Linked DNA regions of Homo sapiens: region 1 is linked to region 2. Evidence: chromatin loops called from intact Hi-C (ENCODE). Cell type or tissue: heart right ventricle. All regions are shown on one strand. Each heading gives the region's core, and the rest is flanking DNA. Links, peaks and the distances in the headings are about the cores only. Region 1 has its middle 28 kb from the start of LINC00424. Region 2 has its middle 11 kb from the start of LINC00540.

Region 1 (8,341 bases), core at 37-8,036, 350 kb after region 2:
TACCAGTCAGGTGAAACACTCACTGAATTTATGTAGTAACAAGAGTTCTTCCATTTCTCTTTTTTACATTACATCTGATTTTAAAACAAGTTGGAAGCACTTTAAAACAGATGGCCCTTTTACAATTGACCTATTAAATAAGAATAAAAGATCAGCACTACAGAGTGAAGACACCTGTAACAGAAGATCCAGGCTGGAAGAGGCACAGAGTGGCAGCTCCGAGTCATGTTAAAAGCACAGGATCTAAGAGAGACTACCTGGATTTGAACCCAGGCTCCACTGCTAACCAGCTGCCACCTGCACAAGCCAAGTGCCTCCATAAACCCCAGCTTTCTCATCTGGAAAATAAGGATCACATTGGCTGCTACTTAGTGGGGCAGCTTTAAGGATTAAATAATGGAAGTATGTAAAGTGCTTACTTAGCACATTGAAAGAGGCCTAGTAATTACTCAATAAATGTTAGCTGTTATAATTACTATTTTTATTAAAGAAGTTGAGTATAAACCTTAACTCTAAGCTTTCTACAAGCTAGACTAAGCAAAAAGGTAACTCAAGTAGTTACACAGATCCCACTACTTAGGATGCATGGATGAACAAAGGGATGGATGGACAGGAAGGAGAGAGATGGGAAGGAGAAAATGAGAGAGGGAAAGAAATTCTTTACTAGTTTGAAGGTAGCTACATATTTTTCCAAGTTCTGAATTCTAAAACAGTTTTTACTTGGTTCTATAAATAGTGGACCTGAATCCATAAAATAGATATCTGGCACAATGTAATCAGAAACTCCAGTTTTCTTTATTTTTTTATTTTTTATTTATTTATTTATTTTTTTTTTTGAGACGGGGTCTTGCTCTTTCGCCCAGGCTGGAGTGCAGTGGCGCCATCTCGGCTCACGGCAAACTCCGCCTCCCGGGATCATGCCATTCTCCTGCCTCAGCCTCCTGGCTAATTTTTTGTATTTTTAGTAGAGACGGGATTTCACCGTGTTAGCCAGGATGGTCTCGATTTCCTGACCTCGTGATCCGCCCGCCTCGGCCTCCCAAAGTGCTGGGATTACAGGCATGAGCAGAAACTCCAATTTTCTATCCCACTGAACTTCACTCCAAAGAAACCCGAGGCCCTGATCAATGTTGTATGCTCACTGAGACACATACACACGATCAGCCATGGCAGATATTTCATTAGAGGTTCTGTGAGGGCTGCATAGCTTGGTACCAAATATCAGCAAGAAGACTAAACATCACGGCTTTTTCCTAATGTATTCTTCATTAGTAGAAAAGGATTTTCAGTAAGTGGCAAAATCACAAGGGATTAACATTTGAAAGGCCACTGACTTTCCAACCTCCTCCCCAGAAAGTATCGAATCTTGGAATTTTATTCTTCCTTGGTTTTTCCATTGGCTTAATCACTCTAGCACTGCATACAAGAAAAAAGAATTCCTTTGAACAGGTGCCCTATTTATGAAGACATTTATAGCCACCATAAAAATATAGGAAAATGATTATTCTTCTTCCCCTTTTCACTTTTTTCTGCTAAAGAGGTAGAACAATAAATTGCATCTGAATTGCACATCCTGGTATATTTACCTTGCCCAGATCTTCCCAGATGTACAAAAAACAAAGTTGTATTTTTTCCCTATATTTCTGCTGCAATTCTAATATGTTTCCCCAAGGCTGACTCTGACTTTGAATTTATAGAGAGTCTTTCAAAGGACCAATAATAATAATGAATTGTTGTATTCGGGGAGGCTCTGTGCTTAATTTCATGCTCATAAATTAATACTGCTGATTTTAAAAGACTGCAAGCAGGTATTATCTTTATAGTATATTGAAGACCTTAAATGCTTTCTATTGTTATGAGGAAAGCCTGATGAACTTACTTCTTTCATTAGCAGTTATTTTCTTCACAATTATTTCTATCTTATAAAATCTAAGGACTTCCTAGTATTTTTATATTGAAGACTCTATAGGTGTTAAGGAGAGGTGCATTAAAAATCCCAAGACATTCTATGTGCTACAAAAAAAATGAAAGGAAACAGAAAACTTACTTGAATTATCTTGACATGAAAGCAAAATTCTTAAAATTCTATCTACCCTCTTGGCATCCCCACACAAAGATCCTGCAGAAACTGGAAACTTGTAGGAGCCATGACTAATCCTGGCAAAGCAAGTTATGAACTGCCTCTGCAAAATGACCCCTGTTCTGCCAGGAACATTTGCATTGCATCTAGAATGTGAAATCTGGGTACTCTATATCATCGCATTCCCAGCCCTTTCTTCTTGTGTCTGTACTTAGTGAAGTCTCTCAATGCAGAGAACAAGGAAATTTACATTCTTTTTGGAAGAAGGTTCAGATGGAGCCAGAGTCTTGGGCCCAAGACACTCTTCAAAGAGGTTAATTAATGACGGGAAGAAGAAAGAGGTGTGTTGTATATAATAGGGGCAAAATCTTCTGAGGTCTCTTGGCTAAGAATTCCACAGAAAATGTAGGCAATCACTTTCTCCACTCTGTCCTGACCTCCCAACTCCTCTCCTGTGTCCTCCTCCCAGGAAGTCTAGGGTGTCAAAAAGGAGCCTGTATCTTGTCTAGAAAAACTCAAAGGCAGCCATCCCAAACACAAATAATATGAAATAAATCTTATAAAAGAGATGGTGAGAAATGACACCTTGGTTTAGCCTAGGCTGAGAAACCTAGAAAGACTGTTTGGAGTGAAGCAAACACCAGCTGGGAAGCACAGTTCAGGCCGAGGGCCTGACCCTGAGTTCAGAGATGGAGGAGCAGGGCAAAGTATGTGTTCTGTTTTGTAACCTTAATTTTTATGGCTATCTGCTGGTGGGCTGTTTCGCCTGGTTCTGTTCTATTTCAACATCCATTTATGTTCCACCGCTAGTTCTTTAATAAACACATTTTTTACTCTACCTTGCCAAGCAGGAGTCCTCAATGCTGGAAGCACCCCAATAGTCGTAGGAGGTCTCTTCTACCTGATTTGGGGAGCAAAGGTGTCTGCCGGTAGCCCTTTCATTTGCTCCTCTGCAGCACCCTGTAACTCCCGGCGTGCTTCGATCCCTGGTACAGACCAAAGCCTGCTGCACCTGAAAGAACCCTGGCCCCGTCTCACCCCTGAATGCACTGGATATGATCTTGTGGTGAAAGAATCCACCTTGTTTTCCAAAGCCAAAAATGAAACAAACCAATTTTACTAGCAATTCATACTCAATATTTTCCATCTCTGAGTCTGTAAACTAGAACAGAGGGATTTAAGACCTACAAGAAAAGAAAAGAAAGTTGCTCAGAGAGAAATGTAAGAAAAGGTGAGTGATGCCATCCAAACAGCCATGAAGAGATGACAGTCATTACCCAGGGACTCCAATGATGGAGTTCGGGAGGCAGCCTGGGGTGGAGAAGAAAGTGAATGGCTCAGGTTTCAGGCCAAGGTGGGTGTGCATCTTGGCTCTGTCACTTACTAGCAGCATAAGGAGATCAAAGTGACCCAGCCTCTCCCAGCCTCAGTTTTCTCATTTGTGCAACAGTGGTAGCAGTGCCTACCCCAACATTCTTGTCAGAATCCCATGCCAGCATGTAGCACATGGAGTGTGCTAGAACACACATGGCACTTCTAGCAGGGTGCTGGCACGGCTAGAAGCAGCCCTACAGGAGTGGCTTTCATTACCCTCAAGTGGTTTAGGCCACAATAACCCAGTGTGCTCAAACTTCCTCATCTTTTGCAGACAGCCTTCCCATACCACGACCCTAAACGTGGTACAAGAACATGTCCTGATATTTTAAACAACATTTGCCATAAAACCAAACCTCCATGCATTTCCACACGAGTGGCTAGATAATATGATAAATCATCTACAGAAATGCAGGATTCTTGGTGACTCATTTAAAAATAGAAAATGTTTTATGCTGTTATCTACCAATGGAATGAAATCTGCATGCCTATGGTCTCAACAAACTAGCGTGATGGAGGGAGGCGCTAGATCACGCCAAATGAATTTTTATCAAATATTAATCCAAATTCATAAGCAGGATTGTTAATTAGAGATGCAATCCAGTGCCAACTTTTACTGGGGACTATATTTCACAAATTCTCCTACATCTGACTTGGGGAAAATCTGACTTTGAGCAAACGCTCAGCCTGGTGAGTGCTTCTTGAACATTACAACGGTCTAATAATAGAAAAAGGTTTCCCGTAGATAGAGTTAAAATCAGCACATTCATTCAAGCACACACAGTAACGAAAAGTAGAGGCAAAGTCAGAGCATGAAAAGTAAGATATAGGGACTTTTCTCCCTCACATGTTGAACTTTAAAATTAAGACAGTGATGCCTATATGGGTAATAGATAAAACCTCCAAACTTGAGGCAGCCTGGTCTTCAAAGTCCAGAAAATTGTTTGCAGACTTGTCTCAGCCATGAATACAAGTTTTGGCTTACACATCTAGGGTGAATAAGGGATCCAATAAATGAGAATGTTCCAGTATTTTCCCTCTGTGAACAGAAACTTTATGAAAAATTAGTGTTCTAGAAAAACAAGAGGTGCCTAAGGGGTTTCTAGCTTTGGTGGGCACAGAGAGAGCACACTAGACACTCTAAGAATGTACCAGGAGATGCCCAGAAAGGAGGTCAAGAAGGCAGTGACAGAAACACAGAAATAGAGACAGAAATCAGAGACAGCCATAAAAAAAAAGAAAGTTATAGGAACACAGTTCAAAAGATGAAGGTCAACTCATCACACCTCACTGGCCCTGAACTCCCTTGACAGCATCTATTTGCAAAGTTGTACTAACAGGACACTGGAGCATAGGAGGAGATTTGGGGGAAGCCTTGCACGTGGTAATGAGCCATTCCCTCTACTGGCTGAGCTAATGAACTGCACCACTCATTTCCATGTATCACATTAAAGAACAGGTTTGGGACCTAGAGAGAGAGAGAAAGGGAGAGAGGAAAAGAGAGAGGGCACGCAATAATACTCAAAATGTGGTTCATTTCTGGGGATTTAAGATTAGTTCCCATTACCAATCTCTCTTAATTTATTTTCTTGGTTTGAAAATGGAAACAAAACATGAGTTCAAGTAGACACACAATGTACCCACCAACCATATGACTTTCCCCTCCCCCCCACACACCCCAATTCCTTCTCATTTATTATTTTTAGAAGTTGTTCTCACCTTCTTAGTGGATACACTTAAATTCAGTTAAGCCTCAATATAATTTTAAATGTTTTATTCCACATCAGACATGCAGCAAACATAGCCCCCTTGCAACTTACCCAGGAATCAGATGGATTCAGACTAAAGGTTTTCAAGGAAGATGTTTCAAGGACCTGTATTTAAAATACAGTGTCTTCTCCCAAAAGGTAGGAGTGCCAGCTATAGCACTGCGGGGGGCTTGTCACAGCCAAAATCACTCCAGTATTGAAATAATCAGGGCCAGGTCTAGTGGCTCACACCTATAATCCCAGCACCTTGGGAAGCCAAGACCGGTGGATCATTTGAAGTCAGGAGTTCAAGACCAGCGTGGCCGAGATGGTGAAACCTTGTCCCCACTAAAAATACAAAAATTAGCCTGGTGTGATGGTGGGTGCCTGTAATCCCAGCTACTTGGGAGGCTGAGGCACGAGAATTGTTTAAGCCCAAGAGACGGAGTTTGCAGTGAGCAGAGATCGTGCCACTGCACTCCAGCCTGGGTGACAGAGTGAGACGCTGACGCAAAAAGAAAGAAAGAAAGAAAGAAGAAGAAAGAAAGAAAGAAAGAAAGAAAGAAAGAAAGAAAGAAAGAAAGAAAGAGAGAAAGAAAAAGAAAGAAAGAGTGAATCGGCATCTGAGACGGCATTCCAGGATGGCCCTGACCGGTCTCCTGCACCACAGGCCAGATGCTCGCTGTCACGGTTTGGCAAAGGTGGGATCTGACCAAAACGGGTAAGATGCTCATCTTTCCTTCCCTCAAAGGAGTTGCAGTGAATTCATTTCTTTCTGAGTTCAGAAATACCTTCTCTGCATCACTTGAGACATGCTATTTACACTCTTACTAATATAAAAAAAATTCTTTATCTTTATTTTACATAGTAACTTGTAGCTCTTAACATAAGCTCAGGGAAATAATGAGAAGATGGACTTGATGATTCTAACCATATACAAGGTGATTGTGAACGGGAAGGCTGCGATGCTGCACCGTGGCACACACCTCCAAGACAACTTTGAGCTGCATGGAGAAAACTATCTGGGATGATATCATAGCAGCTACTTCCATTAAAGAAAATGCAATCTGGTTGACATTTAAGTAAGGCTTGAATTTACTTCAATCTGAGTTTCTCCTTTGGGTTGATAAAAGGCACTGTAAGAAACTACATGTAATTAACATTTCAGTCAATAAAATATAAATGTCAGTATTGGAGGAAAAGCTGTGGTTGGAAATACTAAGATAAAGATGTGGTCGCCCGGGCGCAGTGGCTCAAGCCTTGTAATCCCAGCACTTTGGGAGGCCGAGGCGGGTGGATGACGAGGTCAGGAGATCGAGACCATCCTGGCTAACACGGTGAAACCCCGTCTCTACTAAAAATACAAAAAATTAGCCGGGCGCGGTGGTGGGCGCCTAAAGTCCCAGCTACTCGGGAGGCTGAGGCAGGAGAATGGCATGAATCCGGGAGGCGGAGCTTGCAGTGAGCCAAGATCGCGCCACTGCACTCCAGCCTGGGAAAAAGAGCGAGACTCCGTCTCAGAAACAAAAACAACAAAAAAAAATGTGGTCAATTGACAGATATTTAAATATGTAATGTGTCCCAGGGACCATGAGCCATCAAAATGACTACACTCGCTCCTACATGAGCCACAGCTCTATTCATATAGTCAAGAGGTAGACACCACACAAATGCCCATGGATGGATAAACAGATGCAGAAAACATCGTACCGAATAGAAAACAGTTTCCTCCTACTGTCCTCACACCACTCTCAATACTTCCAGAACACCTCCCTTCTGACACCACACTCAACACGGATCACGCCTGTGACCAGATGTGTGGGGTGTTTTTCCTCACCAAGCAATTCTCTGACACCAGCAGCTCCTACAATTTAACTCGCGTCTGACGCCGTCTACGTACACTATCTACATGGAGACAGTGCAGCACCCACAGGTTGAGAGCTGGGTTCCGCAACACTATCCCCACTTCAGAGTCCAGTCAGGTCACTTGAGCTTCTGACCCGCCAGCTGTAAAGCACGTGTTCTCGTGACCCCCTTCTCAGATTCCGTCATTTACTAGAGTGACTCACAGAACTCAGGAAAACTCTTGATTACATTTACCCATTAATTATAAAGGATACAACTTGGAAACGGCCAAATGGGAGAGCGCGAGGTGCGGGGAAGGGGCGGGGAATTTCCACGCCCCTCCCAGCGCCTCCGTGTGTTCAGCAACCCTGAAGCTCTCCAAACCTGTCCTTTGGGGGGTTTATGGAAGCTTCATTGCATACAACAATTGATTACATCATTGGCCATTAGTGCTCAGCCCAAACTTCAGCCCCCTCCCCTCCCCAGAGCAGCAGGCAGGCACTGGGCTAAAAGTCCCACCCCTCTAATCTCGTGGTGGGTTCCCCTGCCTACCAGCACCCCCAACACAAGGCTATTCAGCCACCCAGTCATCTCATTAGCATAGGAAAAGACACCACCTCAGAGATTTCAAAGGTTTTAGGAGCTGTGCTCCAGGAAACGGGGACAGAGACCAAATGTCTATTTCTTATTATTTCACAAGTATTTACAATGGAATATTATCCAGCCTTAAAAAAAGAAAGTAATCCTACCATTTGCAACAACATGAATGAACCTGGAAGACATTAAGCTAAGTGAAATAAGCCAGTATCAGAAAGACAAATCTTGCATGATTCCACTTATATGGGGTGTCTAAAATAGTCAAACTGACAGAAGCAGAGAATAGAATGGTGGTTGCCAGGGGCTAGAGGGGGGAGGAAATGGGAAGCTGTTGTTCAATGGCTGTAAAGTTGTAGTTATGCAAGATGAGTAAGTTCTAGAGATCTGCTGTACATCCTAGTGCCCATAGTTAACAATACGGCACTGTGCACTTAAAAATGTGCTAAAATGGTGGATTTCATGTTATGCATTCTACTGTCAAAAGCAAGGGAGGGGCAACGAGGAAGCTTTTGGAAGTGGTTGATAATGTTTATTACCTTGAGTCCATAATAACACAAAATAATAATAAAAGGATTACAGGTGTGTGCATATTAAAAAACTCATCAAATTATGTGCATTAAACATATGCACAGGTTTTTATGTGCATCAATTATACTTCTATAAACTATTAAATAAAATATTAGGAAGCTATCAAGCA
Region 2 (8,341 bases), core at 85-8,084:
CAGCCTTTTCTCCGAAGGCCTTCAAAGAGCTGAGCCCAGCTGCTCCCATCCCCTCGCCTCTGCCTCCTCTACTGATGACAGGACACAGAAAGCATCCCAAAACCTGAAGCCACAGGGGCAGACTGGGGTGGGTGCTGATGTCCTTGTAGAAAGTGAAATGTTGTACTTATATTCAAAGACAGCCATCTTCACACCGGGTGCCTGGGAGGACAGTCACACCAGACATTGCAGCTATCTTATATCATTCCATCTTTTCTGCTCAGCCAATGTACTCATCGCTCATTGTTCAAGACACTCCCAAGTCAAACCAGCAAGCCGAATTTCACTGCTCTGAGTTTAAAATGTATTAACTGCTGTCATGATCTAATAATAAGTATTATATCTGCTTTAAGATCTCCCAGCAGGGGACAAGGGAAGCATACATGGAGCTGGAAATTCACTGATTCTGCTCTTCAAGAAACATCAGGCCTGAAGAAGGGCAGTGGAGCTCTCGGGATGGCTCCTGCAGTTAATGAGCCTGACACTCTTTGCCTTCCATGACAGGACACAGGTTCCCTTCACAGTAAGGCCAGGCAGTGTTGTCTCATAGCCAAGCAGCAGCCTGAAAATCAACCAGAACTTGGAAGTGAACACACACTCTGCCTCTTAATACAGCAGTGACACTTTGCTACTCTGAGCCTCCTTTTCCTCTCTGTAAAATGAGAATAATTCTCACTTTTCCTGAGATTGTATAGAAACTAGAAGAAGCAAAGCATGAAAAAGCAACGGGCAACCTGCAGACCAAACAGTAAGTTAAATTATGCTGTCAGGGAAATTGAAGATAAAATTCTGAACTTACATAACTTAAAGATATTATTTCACCAGAGTGAAATTTACTTCAGGGCTCCTAGAAACATTCATTCTTTCATTTCCAAGTATTTTTGGGGCACTAACTGTATCCCAAGCACTGTTCTGGTACCTGGGGTATCCTAAGTGGAGTGCTAGTACGTGTTCAACAACCAAATGACACTCTGAGAGGAGGCAATGAGGAAGCCCTGATTTGTAGCATTTGCCAGTTACTGTGGTGTAAATTCTTCCACCACAGGCAATGTCCAGCGACCTGTGAGATGCAGAATTAGGAAGAGAATGTGCACCATCAGTTCTGGCTCCAGCCCAGCTCCCAGATGGTTTATTTATGAATCAATAAATAAACCACCCTCAATCCCATCCACCCTCACAGACCTCCCTTTCTGACATTACCCCCTGAAGGTGAAATATGATCCAATACCTCTCCTTCTCCAATTTCTTATAAGTAGGTTTTCAGAGATGTGGTGAACATAAAAGAAGTGATATAGACTTTAAACTATTCCTATTGTCATCATGACATTGTTTTTTTTTTTTCTTCCCAAAGCAAAATAAAACATGGGCTCCTGCCCAAACTTTACTTACATACAAGGGACTAAAGCTTATTTAAAAACAAAAACCCAGCCAAAAAAAAAAAATTGCACTTCTCCAAAACTATAAATGACTTACTCTCTTTGCTTTGGTCTTACCCAAAGCAAAGGGGATCCCGCACAGAATGAGGGAGAATCCACCATGGTTTCTTCCTCTTGGGGACCACTGAACTGTGGAATAAGCTGTCCCCACTCAGTGGAGGCAGAGGCCAAAAGAGAATGTGAGCTTTGCAGGTGCTTTGCTTTTCTTGAGCCTTTGCAGATACATAACACAATGCATAGGCCTTCCAGCATAATCTTCCCATTGTTACGGTGTGTGGGGATGACAGAGAGTAAAAGGCCAAGGATAGTAAATTTGAGAATTCCCAGGGTATAGCTCTACAACTGTACTAAATATTTCCTGGACTTTCTTTTTTAATACAAAGCAGTAAAACTGGGGGAGAAAATGAATAGGACGAACTTTTTGCCAATTTGGGAATTTGCAGCTTTCTGTATTTGCCACTCTCCACTTTACAAAACTAGGCCTGGTCCCCTGTGGCTAAAGATTCAAGGCAGTGCCTGGGCCATGCCAGGCCTCCTGCGTGTAGGAACAAGCAGGCCTACAACCTCTTGTAAGACCTTTCTGGGCAAACACAGGGTGGGTCCCAAAGCAACCATTTTTGACTCGTATTTTGCCATAATCCTCCTGTTTTACTTGGGCTTATATATATATATATTTTTTAACCTAACTTGATTATTCCATTATACTCAACCTGCAATGAACTCCTTTCGTCACACGGTGGCTTGTGGCGTCAGTCTGTGAATGTGCCAATCACAGTGAGATGAAACACGCTATGCCAGGTGCAGATTTGATGAGTAAACAAAGGAAAACCAGAAAACACAATGCACCTATGTCTACTGCCAAAGACCTGGGATAATCTAGTAGAGCCTCAATCACCCCTTTTCCTCCCATGATATCTTATGCTAATTGAAGACCAGCATAGGTAGCAGTAGCCTCTCAGCTGCGCTAGCAGGCACCCATTGACCACATCCATTCTCAGGGAGTTTTGCATGGTCAGCAAGAGCCTGAGGTGGTGGAGTTGGACAGGCTGGACTCAAATTCTGACCCCTTATTGACTTGCTTTGTAAACTTGGGCCAGTTGCTGGGGAAGATTCAATAAATTATTGTGTAAAGCATATCATCCAGAACAGTGTCTGGCACTGAATATGTACTATGGATATGTTAACTACTGTGGGGAAGATTGTGGAAGATTTTGAAATAGGCCTAAAGGATTTTTGGATAGCCCTCAATGGAATGCTACTATTACAAGGATTATTCGATTCTATAGGGTGTGCACATCTGCTTGGTTGCTTTTCTTTGACTAGGCTACTTTACAACTCTGCTAAACGCAAGTTGATTTGTAGAAAACTCTTAGTTATACAAACAATTCCTGCCTGTAGACATACATACTGTGTCTCATCTCCTGGTAGTCAATTCTGTGTCACCCTGTGGATGGGGACCAGTTTTGCCAGGTTACATCCATTTGTAAATTCATTTCAGCAATCCCTGTCTGACTATAAGGAATATAGTTCTTTGAGTTGTCTTATGAACCAATTGTAATATTATCATATTGGTTTCTTCATTAATTTACACATTAAATGCAGTTTTTGACTTGTGCTGATTGTATATTTGCCTGAGAATCATGATCTTATCCTCTTTTAAAGTTTATCCTTTAACACCATCATCACCATCACCATTTTTATTTATTCATCATTCACTCAACAGGTATTGTTGAGTCACCACCAAGTACTAGACACCATAAGCTCCTTCAATTCCTACAACACCTCAGAAGCTGTGCAGAAGCTGGAATTTGACATTTAAAAGCCTCTATTTATCTCATAATATTTTAGGCATAAATGTTTCTTTAAAGGTTTGGTACTAACCACATTGTTCAGATACAGGCATAGCCGCTGAGTATTCCTCTAACAATCAGAAAGGGCTGTCCCTTTTTTTTCAAAAATGTACACAGAGTACAGAAATACACAATCTGTTTCACCATCACTTCACTTTTTCTACCCTCAGTATTTTTTTAACCAAGTGCCCATTTTTACAGCCCACACTGACCAGTAGGGAAGATACCTCTCTACTGTGCAGAAATCTTCTAAAAGGACCTAGCACCTAAAAGAGCATATTGAGAATATTAAATTGCTTTTACATAACAGAGTCCTACCAGGGGGTCACTAGGCCATTTGATCTCACAGATTTCAAGCATGTGAGTTAAAAGAAAACGCACACCCCAGGAGACGCAGTGCCAGTGGACTCCGTGATAGCTTTGATTCCCTTGTCAACTCGGATTTCACAGGTGAGCTAAAGTTAATCCAAACTTGCTTTTGCCACCCAAGTTCATCATAATGGGAAAACCGGGGCGGTGGAGGGGGGCTGGGGAGAGGAACTGGCCTGAGGGCGGGCCTTCCACCACCAAGAGTATGGCCTTACTCTGAGGGGATCTTTGTGGTTTGCCATCATCTGAAAGAAATCAGCTGATCCAGCAGTTCCCAGAGTTACAGACCATGTCCCACAGGGAAGATGCAGAGGGCCCGGATACAGGCACTGCAGCCTGAGAAAGGTTCAGGTGGGACATTGCTTTCAGACATCCTCCTCAACACATCTCAACCTTCAGGACTGTAAACGCTCATCCTGGTGGGGTTATTTTAAATCAAAGGCCAGCATGCCCACAGCTGCACAAGTAAGGAATGCCGAAGAAAATAAATACTAGTTAGAGGGTGATTTAATGCAGTTAGCTGCAGTGGGTGGAGGCTGGAGGCAGTAGCTTTTAACAAGTTTTATTTGAAAGACTAACTCGGTGTGGTTGTCACGACAGTTGTGTTTGTGGCCGGGCTTGCCTTGCTGACAGATGGAAACCTGGCAGCCTTTCCTAATTCATGCAGACGCTCTACAGGAGTGACCCGGCTAAGTAATGCCAACGTTAACCTTACACAAACCGTTCTCCTCTTGTTAATAAACAGAACATTTTAGGGCTGTTCTGGTCAAAACACTAGCAGAAATATTCAGCTTTTCCTCCCTTTTCATCTCTGTTTGCCCTCTGAGAATTCATTTAAAAAGAAAAATGCTTCTGCAGAGAATCACTGCCTGAAAAAAAAAGAAAAAGAAAAGGGAATGTTTTGCAGACATCCTCATCTTTGCAAATGCCCTCTCTAGTCATCAAGTCCCCTACAACATTAGGATCTCCAGAAAAGGAAGATAAACCAGCGGGACACCTAAGTGGCAGTTTAGTATTTAGGAAAGCCAGCGTTAGAAGAAAATACACTCCCGTCATTCACTCTGGAAGATCAGTTTCAGAAAACTGCTTTGCAGTTCAAAAACAAACAAAAATGCCCTGTGGAAAAAAAGCTCAGTATTTCATATTTGAGCACCAAGTGTGCTTTTAAGGAAGCAAAACTTCTTGAACTTTGCTGTATTTTAAAAGAGAACATCATGACACATGCAGACATACACCCAAACAGAATCAGCCAGCCAGCAGTGGAAATAGAGGAGGGAACACCCAGGAACAGTTCTGGGAACTCCTGGTACAACCGTATGCAAATCATTTCACAGGCGTGCTGGCAGGCTGAGTTCCCAGAGTAAATGATTTTCATTTCTGTATCGGCACTATCTTCGCACCAAGGTAACTGACCACCTGTCTGGGGAACACAGACAGGTGGGGTCAGATCTTTGTTAACCCTCTATTATTATAAGAGGTAAAACCATCACAGAACATTGTGTATACATTGTAAATGAATCTCCGTGGGTAGATAATAATCGTTTTTTTTTTTTTTTTTCATTTTTAAAATAGTTTTGGGTAATTTGCAGAATGACAATACAACCCATTGGAACAAATGACTTTCCAAATAGTTTTCAAGTACTCCACCTATATTTTCAAAGACCAAATAGCTGCGCCCAAAGAATCTGGTGATTTTAACCATTTCTCAAGATGAAACTTGTGAAGGATTTCTCCTTCAGCACAGTTGACATCTCGGGCCAGCTAACCTGCAAATAAAAAGATTTCCTGGGAAATCTATCAGTGGGTGTTGCTTTTTAAATAAATCACAAAAGAAAAATTACTCTAGCAAAAGGGAGGGGGGTCAATTACTCTTAATTCCACATATGGTTTAAAGTATTTCTAAATATTTGCCAACAAAAATAAAGACCGAGTTATAGCGAAGGCACTTTTTACTAATATCATCTGCACTTGGTGATTCGTCTCCTTCCCTGCTCCACCTTTTCATAATGCTGTATATCCACTGGCAGGAGGTCGGCCCGTATGGGGATTGATGGGCTTGGGCTGGCTCTGGCTCTGGGACATGAGAATTCTTGCAACCTAATTTGATTTACATTTTTTTAAAGTCTGCTTAATGTATGGCACCTCTGGGGATCCCAGCAGATCAGGCGAGGGGTAAGGAGAGAGCATATATGCTCCTGACTCCCTCTCTGTAAGGGTCACCTGTGGTTGGCCCAATCTCAAGATGAGTAACTTCTCTTCTGAAATTACCCTCCTTCCAGTAAATGCTGCCCCTCTTTCCTTTGGATCTGGGGTTGATCATAGGCCTGCCTTCTCTGGAAACATGCACTGCATTGCACTTCATGGTTTCCCCATACCTGCCCATGCTTTGTAAATATCTTTTTATGAAATCATCCTCAAATTATCCTAGCCTGAGTATGCCACCTGTTTCCTGCAGGGACCTTGCTTGGTGCTCAGCCCTGTGTAACAGTGATTCCTAACCTGGGCTCCCTGAATTCCCTCCCCTGAGCCATCTACTGGTAGAAGTCTATCTCAGCATAAGTCTCTTTTATAATTCTTTGTCATTTATATTATGTATTTAAAAATATTTTCCCATGAAGGGGGTCCATGGGCATTACCAGATTGGCAAAGGAGTCCATAGTATTAAAAAAATGGTGGAACAAAGTGAGCAGACACCTATTTTGCTCTCTTCTCACCTGCTCTGTATTGAAGGTAGTATATAATGGAATTCACTGATCCCTATGGGGAAAATGTCAGAGACTCCTGTCTCCTTCACATATGCTTCCTCTTAGTAAGCCTCTAGCATAAGCCCCTCATTTTACCCCAAGGTAAAGCTTTCAAACTGGTTGAAAGGGTGAAGGTTTGAGAATTATTTTCTTAGATATCAAGAGAAGTAAGTAGATTCTACTTCCCTTGAAAGAAGGTCTGGCCATCTCTTTTTACTTGGTTCTCTTTTTCTGTCCCTGTCTCAGTCTCTCTTTTTTGTTTCTCTTGGTGTGTATGCGCACGTGCACATATGTTTGGATGAAGAAGTACATAGTCTGGCCTGGGCAACTCCTCCAATCCAAGGAAGCAAGACTGATGAGTCCTCATATTTTTTTCTCTTTTGCTTGAATCTGTTCATCCAAGAAACCTGGAGACTTTAGGCCTGGTGGTGGATCTCCTCTTTGGAGAGACCTGGCCACCTCTTTTGCCTTTTACAGTGTTCTCTTCTCTGATATGGCTAAGTCAGGTGGACCTAGGAAGCAACATCCTGTTTTCCCAAATCCTTCCCCCTACCGAGAAGAGTCTTTGTATGTACATATGCATGTATTTATTTATTTATTTTAGTGACAGGGTCTCACTTTGTAACCCAGGCTGGAGTGCAATGGCGTGATTGACCTGAGTGGCCATGAGCTACCGTGTCCAGCCACCAACCGAGAAGAGTCTTGATAAATTGCAGCCATTTCCTTTTTCTGATTTGGATCAAACCGTCTTGCTCACTGATCTCCTCTGGCTTTCTCATGGGCAGATCTACTCTCATTTTTCTGGGCAGTGGACTGGAAAGATGGGGACAAGGCCAGCTCATGGGTGACTGTAGGCAGACTAGCACCTGTGCACTGTTAGTGTTCATTCGGAAGGACTGCTGAATATCATTCTCCATGGAATTTCACCTAGCCTACTAGAGTTTGTAACCTAGGGGCTAAAGGCACTGTTAGTATGAAAAGTTAAATTATTTTGCTTTTTTCTCTGTACAGGGACCTGGTTTGATGAGGTAAATTATCAAGGGGAATGTTCAGTATTTCAGGATTCTCTTGCCAAATACAACCAAAATATTACACTTACATTTTCATCTTTATAAGCATTTGATTCAGGATGTTTGCACTCTATATTGTTAAGAATCCATCATTCTTGATCAAGTAATTAACACTAAAGAAGATGAACTAAAAGTGGTAGTATATAAAGTAAGTTAAAATTGCAAATCAGGACAAGAAAGTTTTCACAGACAAGATGATGTGGAAACAAAAAAGCAATACCTCAAGTGTCAGAACCTGATTGTGTAGAATTAGGGCTGAGTCTTTTAATTGGCAGCCAACGAATAAGAGTAGGTAATATACAAGATGAGGAACTGTCAATGACAAACCAGTCTGTGACTGAAAACTGAATTTGTGGCTAGCAAGAGTTTTAAAGAAAAAATGCAAAAAGCATAAAAGAGTTACATAAAATCGATAACTATCCCAGAGGCAATGGAAAAACTAAGCATATAATATACTGGATAGGGTAAAGATAATTTGACAGTTGAAGGCCAACTAGAAGGAGAAACAGAAGACATCTAAATGCATCAAAATATGCAACATACCTGACATCGCAGAGCAAATCCCACAAGCCTGTATTGACAGGCTTGATTTGCACAAAGCAAGCATGGCCAAAGTTTATTTTAATTTTCTTTGTTAAAAAATTGCCCTTCCTCCTTATCTTTGGCTTACATAGCGTGAAAATATTTGTTAAAGGTTGAGGATTTTAAAAAGACTAACCTACTGCCAATTGTAAGAACTTGTGTGGAAAATGCCTCTTAATAGGTGGGGGAAAAACGGTCATGGGACCAATATTTTAATACAGTTATTATTAAAAGAAACAACTTATTATAAA

What was found. Hi-C counts contacts between places; a loop is a spot of excess contacts. Peaks named below come from ENCODE experiments on the same cell type or tissue, not always from the same donor. Only the 100,000 strongest peaks of a DNase experiment are listed, where the experiment ranks them.
Region 1: a loop joins it to region 2, with 5 times the contacts of the local background. A loop is called at or near these places in 3 of 110 quality-filtered maps.

The regions. Positions count from the first base shown.
Region 1 is chr13:21,846,057-21,854,397 of GRCh38, reverse strand. No RefSeq gene overlaps it. Among named protein-coding and RNA genes, the nearest start is that of LINC00424, 28 kb to the left of the region's middle. In heart right ventricle, for the core only: CTCF peaks have their summits at 4,654 and 4,857 (motif pointing left); no DNase peak of the experiment used is centred there.
Region 2 is chr13:22,194,847-22,203,187 of GRCh38, reverse strand. No RefSeq gene overlaps it. Among named protein-coding and RNA genes, the nearest start is that of LINC00540, 11 kb to the left of the region's middle. In heart right ventricle, for the core only: no CTCF peak of the experiment used is centred there; a DNase peak (open chromatin) is centred at 4,997; H3K27ac peaks cover 520 bases.